2 separate regions of the Mus musculus genome follow, and region 1 is linked to region 2. Evidence: chromatin loops called from intact Hi-C (ENCODE). Cell type or tissue: heart. All regions are shown on one strand. Links, peaks and the distances in the headings refer to the core of each region. The heading gives the core; the rest is flanking DNA.

The links. A loop is a pair of places that touch in the nucleus more often than their neighbours do. Peaks named below come from ENCODE experiments on the same cell type or tissue, not always from the same donor. Only the 100,000 strongest peaks of a DNase experiment are listed, where the experiment ranks them.
Region 1: it touches region 2 in a loop (2.4-fold over the local background); 6 of 42 quality-filtered maps call a loop at or near these places.

Annotation. Positions count from the first base shown.
Region 1 is chr7:67,520,182-67,522,681 of GRCm38, forward strand. All of the region lies in intron 9 of Lrrc28 (leucine rich repeat containing 28), which reads right to left. Gm34079 (a long non-coding RNA gene) reads left to right here and starts at 616. Exons shown (of 5, transcript XR_003946792.1): 1 at 616-2,500. In heart, for the core only: a CTCF peak has its summit at 972 (motif pointing left); a DNase peak (open chromatin) is centred at 1,030.
Region 2 is chr7:67,239,478-67,247,512 of GRCm38, forward strand. Mef2a (myocyte enhancer factor 2A) reads right to left here. Exons shown (of 11, transcript NM_001291195.1): 9 at 837-963. Among named protein-coding and RNA genes, the nearest start is that of Lysmd4, 21 kb to the left of the region's middle. In heart, for the core only: CTCF peaks have their summits at 3,855 (motif pointing right) and 4,548 (motif pointing left); no DNase peak of the experiment used is centred there.

The DNA of each region.
Region 1 (2,500 bases), core at 1-2,500, 280 kb after region 2:
AGGCAGAAGAAAGAGCATTTGAGCTAGTTTTAAAATACAGAACTACGATGATTCCTTACGAGACAAATCACAACGCTGCTGGCACAGACTAGAGCCCACAAGCATCGTGAGAAATGTGGGATTTTCTCTTGTAATGTGTTTGCTGATTAAAAATAAAAAGCATATCTTTGACTCATTACAGAAATTCAAGCCAAAAGAAGAATAATATTTATATGAGCTGATAGAATGAAGTCCCACGCACATAACTTGTGGAAAAGCCACCTAACAGTGTGTCGTATACTGTTACATTTATGCTGTGGCAATTTTCTCACGAGAACATCCCCGTGCAGAACCAGAGGCTGCCCTAGACTCTGGGAGCAGGAAGAGTTAGGTGATGTAGTTACTGTAAATTCCTAGTACGGAGCACAGCACACAGTAGGTGGTTGATTAGTAATTTCTGAATAAGGCAAGGAGAAAGAAACAGAACACCTGCTGGCAGTTAGTTAAGACAGGCCTGCGTTCCCAGCTACCCAGGAGGCTGAGGCAGAAGAACACAGAAGAACAGCAAGTTCAAGGCCAGTTTGGGCAACATATGAGTCCTGGCCTCAAAAGATGAAATGTAAGGAGGGCAGGAGTGGGTGTAGCTCAGTGGCCCATTACTTGCCTAGCACATGGGAGGTTCTAGGTTCCATCCTGATACTAGGGGAAAATAAAAACCAAACAAATATATATCTTTTGAAGAGTATTTTTCTTATGGGACCTAGCATAAGTTACCTTGAGGGTGTCAATAGGCTTCTCTTAGAGGGAAAAAAAAATCCCGAACATCCATGCAAATAATGTATTTCTGATATGACTTGGTTTTCTAGAAGGAAGTGATATGAATAAAAGAAAGGGCAAGGAGGTGTGAAACATCTCACAGGAGAGCACACCAGGAAAGAACTATCTGGAAGAGGTCATTAAAAAGTAGACTGCCATCTAGAGGGAGGAGGGAGTGTGGCCGTGTTCTGCACACCTAACCAAAGGGTCCTGGTCCCAAGGTGCAAGGACCTCGAACCCACAGTGCTCATGTAGTCACTCTGCAGCACAGACTAAGACTCCCTCCAAGAATCAGAGTGTCATTCCAGGACTGACAGCAGCCTGAAGGGAGCCACCTCACGGCTGCCTCCCCCAGGCCCTTTTAGTGTGCATAGGTCAATACATGCCAGTGTGTGCCTTCTGAGATGCACAGAGCACCAAAGTATTTCTTACAAGGAATCAGTGGCCTACTCATGTTTTAGCAATTAAGGTTCAATTTCTAAATTGATTATCAATTTTTAAAAATAAAATTCTATCTTCTTTGGTAAGTCATGACAAACCTTTTCTACAAATATACAGTTGTTTATATGTAATATTGCATATGTATACACATGTCCATAAACACAAATGTTCATATTCATATTGACAGAAATCAGTTGATATTATGTATACTTTTATGCAACATATCGTCAAACATTCTGGTAAATTAGGAATTTTTTGTTATGGCCAGCAAGGTGGCTCAGTGCATAAAGGCATTTGTGATGCTAAACTCCAGACCTGAGTTTGATCATCCCTGGAGCCCATGTAAAGATGGAAGAAACAACTTCACAAAACTGTGCTTGGACTTTCACAGACGTGTTACACACATACATTTTGTTTAGAAATGTAAAAACAATCTTGTGTGCATATAGGGTTGAAAATTAAAAATGCAAGTGTGCCAACCACATTCTGGCTGGAGCTTGTCTCCAGAAGTTAATTGCTGGCAATGGTTGCCAGTGTGACGGCATGTTTGGCAGAACCTTTAAGAAATGGGGCTATTAGGCTGATGAGATGGCTCAGTGGTTAAGAGTGCCGACTGCTCTTCCAAAGGTCCTGAGTTCAAATCCCAGCAACCACATGGTGGCTCACAACCATCCGTAACGAAATCTGATGTCCTCTTCTGGAGTGTCTGAAGACAGCTACAGTGTACTTACATATAATAAATAAATAAATATTAAAAAAAAAAAAAGAAATGGGGCTATCATGAGGTGTAGGATCCTGGAAACTTCAGTGTCATGAGTGGATGATACCTGTGCTGGGCTGAATATGAATGGTTCCCATTGGCTCACAGACTTGAACACCTGGTCTTAGGGAGTAGCACTACACTTAATAGGGATTAGGAAGTGTAGCCTTGTTGAACTAAGTGTGTCATGGAGACGGGCTTTGGGTCAAATGCTCAAGTCAGGCCCATGGCCTCTTCCTAGTGCCTGCGGATCCTGATACAGAACTCTCAGCGACCTCTCCAGTACCATGTCTGCCTGTGTGCTTACACACTTCATGCTATGACAATAAGGGACTAAAACTGGAAATGTACTCATGCCCAAATTAAATGCTTTCCTTTACAGGAAACTGCTATAGTCACAGTCTCTCTTCATCGCGATAGAACATTGAGTGAATGAGCCTGATCTGGTGGCTTTGGAATAAGAAGGGCGGAGCCCAGCTTCTGCCATGCCTTTCACTTCTCCTG
Region 2 (8,035 bases), core at 2,825-5,324:
GCAATAAAAGGTGTGTGCCACCACTGTCCACCTACTCCTAAACTTTCTTAACAGCCTTCTGTCTTAAGAATATTTTAAGACCAAAAGTCTGAAACAAAAATACCAAAACGAATGAAAACCTCTTCTTAGCAGCAGATTGACTGGCTATGGGGAGAAACAAGAGCTCATTCTCCTCCACAGGGTCTAATAACACAGACCAAGCCAGTAGCTACAGGAAAAAACACATCTTGCCTGCCACACTGAAGTACCTTCCATACCCCTAGGAGACCTCAACCCTTTCCCAAAGCAGGTTTATAGCATACAGACAAAACAATCTGATTTCAAAGTTGAGGAAGAAAAAGATAGTGTGCAATAAAAGACTTTATAAAAATACCTGGGCAATTTGCCTCCTCCCTTCCTTGGCCACACTTGACAATAGCTACTTGCTTCTTTCTTAAGAAGCAGTGAAAGGTCTGACATGGTGGCACACACCTTTAATTGCAGGACTTGAGAAGCAGGGGAAGGCTTTTGAGACCAGTCTAGCCTACAAAGTGAGTTCTAGGACAGCCAAGGCTACACAGAGGCCCCGTCTCAACCCCCCTTTGCTCCCCCCCAACCCCCGCCGCCAAAATCAACCCCCGCCGCCAAAATAAAAGTAGTAAAAGTTCATGTTGGAGAAATAACTTACTTCATTCTATTATCAACTCATTTTATGTAACTTTTTAAAGGCTTAGCACTTTAAAAATATACATTTAAACTTGAAACAAAAACCCAGAGCTATATTCTTAATAAGCATGTACCCCTTGTTTAGAAAGCAGCAAGAACAGAGTCCAGGAAAAGGCCCAGAGATGGCTCACCAGTGTTGTAGGCTGTCGGCATTGCTGAGTACACTAGTCCCTGTGGAGGCAAGCTCGGAGTTGTCACAGACACTACAGGCGTGGCAAGAGGTTGAGTGGCTTGAGAACTGCTTATCCTTTGGGCATTCTGTGAGAGATCAGAGAACAGATTAAGTGTAATTATGTGGTATTTATGTTCAGACTAAAGATTTTAAAAATAACTTTCAATTTAAATGTGACACTTCACAGTTTTATGTGAATGTCATTATTTCTTGAAACAGTGATATGAGATCCTTAAAGATATTAATGAGAATAACTAAATATTTAAGAGATCTATCTTTGTATTAATTATTCATTTCCCCTTTAAGATTACAGCATATTAATCCCAGATGCATGTCTTAAAATAGAAACTTACCTTATGGGTGATAACACTTTTGTGTGATAACTTAATGAGGACTTGATATCATTACAAGTATTGTCAAGCTACATTAAATGAAGTCTATTTATGTTTTAAATGGTTGATGGCAGCAAAAGTAATTTGTATACATGAGATTATAAATGTAAGAGTACAGGAACAAAACTACGTCCTTTTCAGTCCTTCTATACTAATGCTTTAGGCTGTGGCTTATCCCATGTAGCTGGTTTCCCTCCTGCTCACCCTGCAGGTGATCCAGGTTTTAACAGCACACTCAGATCTGTATCATTCTGGCCTTCCAGTTTTCTGAAAGGAAAGGCTCTAAGTTTTTTAATAATGTACTTTTGAAAAGGCTACTAAATACTGACTGACTGTATTAATAGTATCAGCATAATTGTATCTTAGCCAGGTTGGGAATAAATTAAAATGTTGACAACCCCACCCACCCCACCCCTTTCTCCTTTTCCTTTTGTCCCCTTTCCCCTAGAAGGTCTATGTAGCCCTGGCTGATTGGGAACATCAATCTGCTATGTAGATCAGCCTTGCCTTGAACACACAGAGATCCCGCTGCCTCTGACTCCTGATGGCTGGGATTTAAGAACTGCCTATTCCTGGCAAAAAAAAAAAAAGTCAACTCTTCAATGATGAAGCTACATTAGGATAGCCCCTGTCTTCCATGTGTAGGGGGTATGGCAGAATAATTTTTCCCTTCACACTGACCTAAAGTTGACTTTTTCCAGGATCAAGTATCAGAGAACAGAAGAGACTCCACAGTTTGTATACAAGAAGCTAAAGGATAACTATAATTTGTTTTTACAAATAGTTAGAGCCTAATGACTGACAGTTTTGGGGGTCTGTGTCAGAGCTCAGGAGTCCAAATGAGACTGCATTTTCTCTTGAACTGTTTTCAGAAAGCACTGGAATGAATGAAGGCCTCTGGCTAATATGAGTGCCTGACGGGTGATGGTCTTTTGAGGATCTGGACTCCAGCTTCTCTCAGGTCAGTTTGTATTTCCTACACATCTTCTCACAGGGCATCTGAAAACCATATGATGTACTGGTATGACTGGAGTCTTAATTACTGATTCACCTCTAAGCCTGGAGAACATCACTTTACTTCTCTGAACCCTTTAATTTGTTACAAAAGAAAGACAGACATGTTTGTCATGTCTGGTTTTCAGTGCTCCTGCTGATAATTGAAGAGGTATATTAGAAATGAACCCAAGACAGCATTTTTTACTGTCCCCAGACTTTCTGTAGTTAAAACTTTATATTATTGGTGTCATTGGTGACTTAAACAGACAAATATATTTATATTCCTTTTGATTCACAGCCATCCCACTAAATCTGTAATGAGATAAAATTATTCTAGAAGTGCAAGGCTTAGAACAGAGTCACTGTGGCCTCACTCTTGCTAGGGAAGTCCTCAACACAGGCGCAGGAGCTGGCTCCTTTCTTTCACTTCACTTTGGATCAGAGCCATCAACAAATGTTTAGGGCACAGAATGCCTTGCGTAACTTCCTGAATTCCAGGGAACTGCGTTTCTGATTCTTCCCTGCATTCTGAACTGATTTCATTTTTAGATGCTGAATTAGCTTAAACTTTTTTAAAGAACAATTTTTTATTAGATATTTTCTTCATTTACAATTCAAATGCTATCCCAAAAGTCCCCTATACCCTCCCAACCCCCTGCCCTGCCCTCCAACCCACCCACTCCCACTTCCTGGCCCTGGCATTACCCTGTACTGAGGCATATAAAGTTTGCACGACCAAGGGGCCTCTCTTCCCAATGATGTCCGACTAGGCCATTTTCTGCTACACATGCAGCTAGAGACACGAGCTCAGGGTGTACTGGTTAGTTCATATTGTTGTTCCACCTATAGGGCTGCAGACCCCTTCAGCTCCTTGGGTACTTTCTCTAGATCCTCCATTGGGGGCCCTGTTTTCCATCCAATAGCTGACTGTGAGCATCCACTTCTGTATTTGCCAGGCACTGGCATAGCCTCACAAGAGACAGCTATATTAGGGTCATGTCAGCAAAATCTTGCTGGCATATGCAATAGTGTCTGCATTTGGTGGCTGATTATGGTATGGATGCCCCGGGTGGGGCAGTCGCAGTCTCTGGATGCTCCTTCCTTCCTTCCGTCTCAGCTCCAAACTTTGTCTCTGTAACTCCTTCCATGGGTGTTTATGAAGTTGTAAAGAGTGTGATTGACTACACTTTTTAGCGATCTTTCTTATCTTCATGATTTCTACATTTCAACACACTCAGAAACTATCTCTGAGATTCTGCAGTTAAGTGTCATTTTAAGGAAGGCAAAGTCACACAGTGTCACACATTGGTATGACAGGTGGAGAAACAGTTCAGGCTCAGCACTGAGTCAACAATTTCAATGAGTTTTTGAGGGAGAGACTTAATCTGGTCTCAAATAAAACTAGGTAAAAATAGTGTTCAGATGGTTCTGTGTAGGCTATCCCTACTCTGGGCTTTTTAGAGTTGCATCTTCATGGCAACTTCTTGGTATGACTTCAAAGACTGTAGAAATAATGACCCTCCATACTTGGTCTGCCCACCAGCTAGATCCCTGCAAGCAGTGTGTTCCGTGAGTAAGTGACTTTCAGAACCACTAGAGGGCAACACAGTGATAGATAATTAAAGCATTTAGGACAATAATTTAAGGGTAAAGAGCAGGGTCTAGTAAAAGATGAATTATTTCAGTTTGAACCATAATGCAACCATTAGTGGCATCCTTAACTCAAGAATTTCCCCCCAAAGATATTCATTGTATAATCTAGCATCACATTTATAGCTAATCAGTGAGTATATTTCATATACCAATCCAAAAATGAGCAAGCACAGAACAAATAAAAGATCATCTCTTATTTTAAGGATAAAGAACAAAGAAACTTATTTGAAAAGAAACTGTTAAAAACACACCAGCATGCATAAACATGTCATCATAAGGAAATGAAAATAGTGGGTGCCTTTACACCCCATGCTCACATGCACTCCTAACCCCTGCCCATGCTAACACTGGAACACTCACAAGTTTTTATTCCCTTTAAATCGGAGTCATCTAATTAGACTTGGAATGCATATGATGACATCTGTTGAGTTTGGGTTTTAGTTCCCAACATAGAGGTAAGTTATTTTTAGTCAAGTTTTTTTTCCACAGGAAAAAAACAACATAAAATATGTTTTGGATAAACAGGTAAGAGCTGCTTTTAAAGACTCAAACATTCCTCGTAAGAAGCAAATGTGTGTGTGTTCAATCACAGCCACTTCTTTTTGTAAACAGGGAACCCCCTTGTGGTTCCGACTGCCTCATGCAGGATGAGATAATCAACTCTGAAAAAGGTGACCTCACCAAAAATGATGTAATCTTTTTGAAAGAAAGAAACATAACACAAGATTCTGTGTTACGATCTCAGGGACTCTGAGGGTGAAGTCATTTTCTAAAAACACTTTAATAATTTCGAAAGCCACATAAGGTATTTTGTGTACTTCCTTAGCAAAAAAAGCTTAAGTATCTTGTGTTCATGGATAGCTATTGTTTTTACAAGTTACTTCAATATGTCTTCTCCTTTACCCATCAAATAAAAGGGACCAATATATACAGCAATAAACATAAACATAACTAGGATCAGTAGTGCCAGTAGGTGGATTTCTTGATTAAAAAATGTTTGGATAGTGGAAAACAAATAGAAAAATATCTTTGTAACAAAGGAACAAAGGTTAAATAAGAACATTTAAAATAATTAGTACTATTTATATATTTTTCAACTCTGTTCAAGCAGGAAACCACACTCACCAACTCCAATTCCTCTTCCTCCGACTGTACTCAGCACATAAGAGGGATAAGAGAGTTAACTAAGACTGTTGGAACTTGCAACAAGATCTTTCTTTAGAAAAACATGGCATTTGGATTCTAGTAGCTGTTTGCAACTTTACAGAGGTTCTATACATATCAAACGATGCATATAGTACTTGCCTCTACATTATAGTTGCTTTTTCAAAATAAAGGAAAATTCTTTTAAATTCTCTAGCCAATGATTTAAAGCCCCATCCTGTCCCTTAATCCCACCTCCTCTTACATGGGTCTCTCCTACACACAGCATTGCTTCTGAGACACTTCCAAGTTTAACACTGTGCACATATACATTTAATCCCTGCATAGCTACCCCATCTGGCCAGACAGTTTGTATACATGCCTGTCTACTACCAGACTCTATTGTTAGAAAACTGCTGTGTGTTTTATTTTCCCAGTGGCCAACACATTATAAGACACAGTAAGTGTTTACTAATAAATGCTATAGTTTTGAGTAATAATATATGTTTACCATTTGCAAATAACAGTGTTCCCATGAATAAAACTATCTTAGTGGGGTAAAGCCTTGCATATGACAAAGAAGAGACTGGAAGGGAACTGTTAAACTTTAAAAACAGTAAAAATGAATAAGACAGGTTTTCTCCTTTTAAGTGGTTATGAAATACTTCTATGCTAGAAACAGTCTGCTCATTGATATTTCCTATTTCACTTGAGTAAGTCAAGTTTCTTCCAATTTGTGAAGTGTCCTAAGCCTCACTGGTTTCTCTGCAAATGAATAAACTGATCATTTACTCAACAAAACAAGCACTCAGCGTACAAGTAGGCAAATATAGTTCAGCTGCTCACTTAAACATATCATTTTGTTATCTCCAATTTACAAGACAGATGTCAAAATAATATCAAACTCTTGCTGTATGTAAAATACAGTGTAACTTTACAGAGATAAGGGTATAAATAGCTTATATGACAGTTTTAATTTTCCATGGGGTTCATGGTTTTGTCTTTTTTTTCTGTGACTAGATATGATTTTATTAAGCAGTTTTCAAAGTCCCAAGTAGTTGGGTCTTTCTAACACACATTTCAGTGCCTTAAGTGACTTTGTTTTTTTTTTTTTAAAGAAAGCTCCTAGCAGGTACTGCCTACCTGCAAGGTGCTCAAGGAGCCACTTTAGTGGCTGCTCTTTTCAGGCATACTTCTTTGTTATACACATTTGTGTTTTAACTATCTTACTCCACAGCACTCAGAGAGCTCCTCTACACATCTTACCCGGCTTTCTGAGGTTAACACCCCCCAAAAACTGTTGAGGCTAGGAATTCCATTTGTAAAGCTTTGCACCTCACTTAGATCCCACCAGCCTTGGTGGGCTGAAGGACGGGCATTGCTGAAAGAATACCCGACTGCACGTGTATTCTTTTTGTTTTACTCTTAGTGGTGTTATGCCAGTTACCTTAACTAAGGTAACGTCCTCCAGGATTCTCCACTCTAAAAGCACAATTTCCCCTTTATAAATAACACATGTTTGGGTACAGGAAACTTGATAGTGTGTAAGTGGTTCACTTTAGATGTTTGCCATTACCTGCAGCATTTACTTACTGACGTGCTTAGAACAGTTAGGGCCCTACTATGCTATTATAAAGCTGTTTCCTAATCTTTTGTTTTGTTTTGTTTTGAAGACAGAGCTTCTCTGTGTTCTCCTGGAACTGGACCAAACTTTTTAGACCAAGCTGGCCCTGACCCTGAGTTCAAGATCTGCCTGCCTCTGCTTCCTGAGTGCTGGGATTAAAGGCGTGCTTTAAGGTCCAGCTTTACTATTCTTAAAATTCTTCTAAATTAAATCTGTTATCTAAGGAGGAGGTGTTACCAGTTCCTTATTTATTGAATCATATTTGTATGATGGAATCAGCATTCCTTTTTCCTTGGGTTATAACCTCAAATTACTGTAATTTAAAATTTTCTAGTTTTGGCAAACTGGGATTTTTGTTTTGTTTTTTGTTTTTTTGAAAGAATGGTCCCTGGGACCTTTCAATAATACATCCTTATTCCCTGGCTCCTCTGGCTTATTTGTGCTTCCCTACAACCCACCACTTCCCCAAGGAGCCCTTAGCCTCTGAATTAGATAATGGTATTTAGATATCACAATCAGAGAGAGCACCAGGTACACTCAGCGACTAGATGAAATTACTCAAGGAATTCTTAACAGACAGAACTAGAAAGTACATGAGGATTTCTGTGTCTAGACAGTCCATGAAGAAACCGGCTTATAGGTATTTTTGTTTACAATGCCTTATTCTGGTTTTGTATTAAGATAGATGCTGCCTAATAAAATGAGGGAGAAGTGCTCTCTTTTTTTTTCCTTTCTGAGATAGTGATGAGTTGCTATTAATTCTTCCTTAAATGTTTGATAATTTGGTAGTGAAACCATCTAGAGCTGGAATTTCTATTTTGGAAGATTTTAAAAAGAAAAATACAACTTCCTTATTTAGCACTTAGGTGAGCTGAGTAATTTCCTGGTAGTCTGTATCTTGGGACAGGACTGCCTGTGCCATCTCCTTTCTGCAGCCTTTGCATTTTGCTCCCCTCCCAGCCTTGGTATTTAGAACCTATGTCTCTGTCTTTGGTCAGCATGGCTAGAAAAATGATCAATTAAATTAATCTGGAAAGAAAAAACAAGTTCTTTTTCAGTTTGACTCTTTGACTCTACTCTTTTTCCATTTTAAAGTTCCTGCTACTTTTTTTTCTTTTACTGCTCTGGGTTAAATTTTCTCTTCTTTCTCAAAGTAAAAGCTATGGTGACTAACTTGGGACCTTCTTTTCATCCTTATCAATAATTTTATTTATTCTCCGTGTGTGCATTCACAGGTGTGTATGTGTGCAGGTTAAAGGTCAATGTCCAGGAGTCAGTTCTCTCTTCCTACCCTGTGAGTTCCTAGGATTGAAGTCAGGCTGTCAACTTTGGGAGCAGGTGACTTTGCTT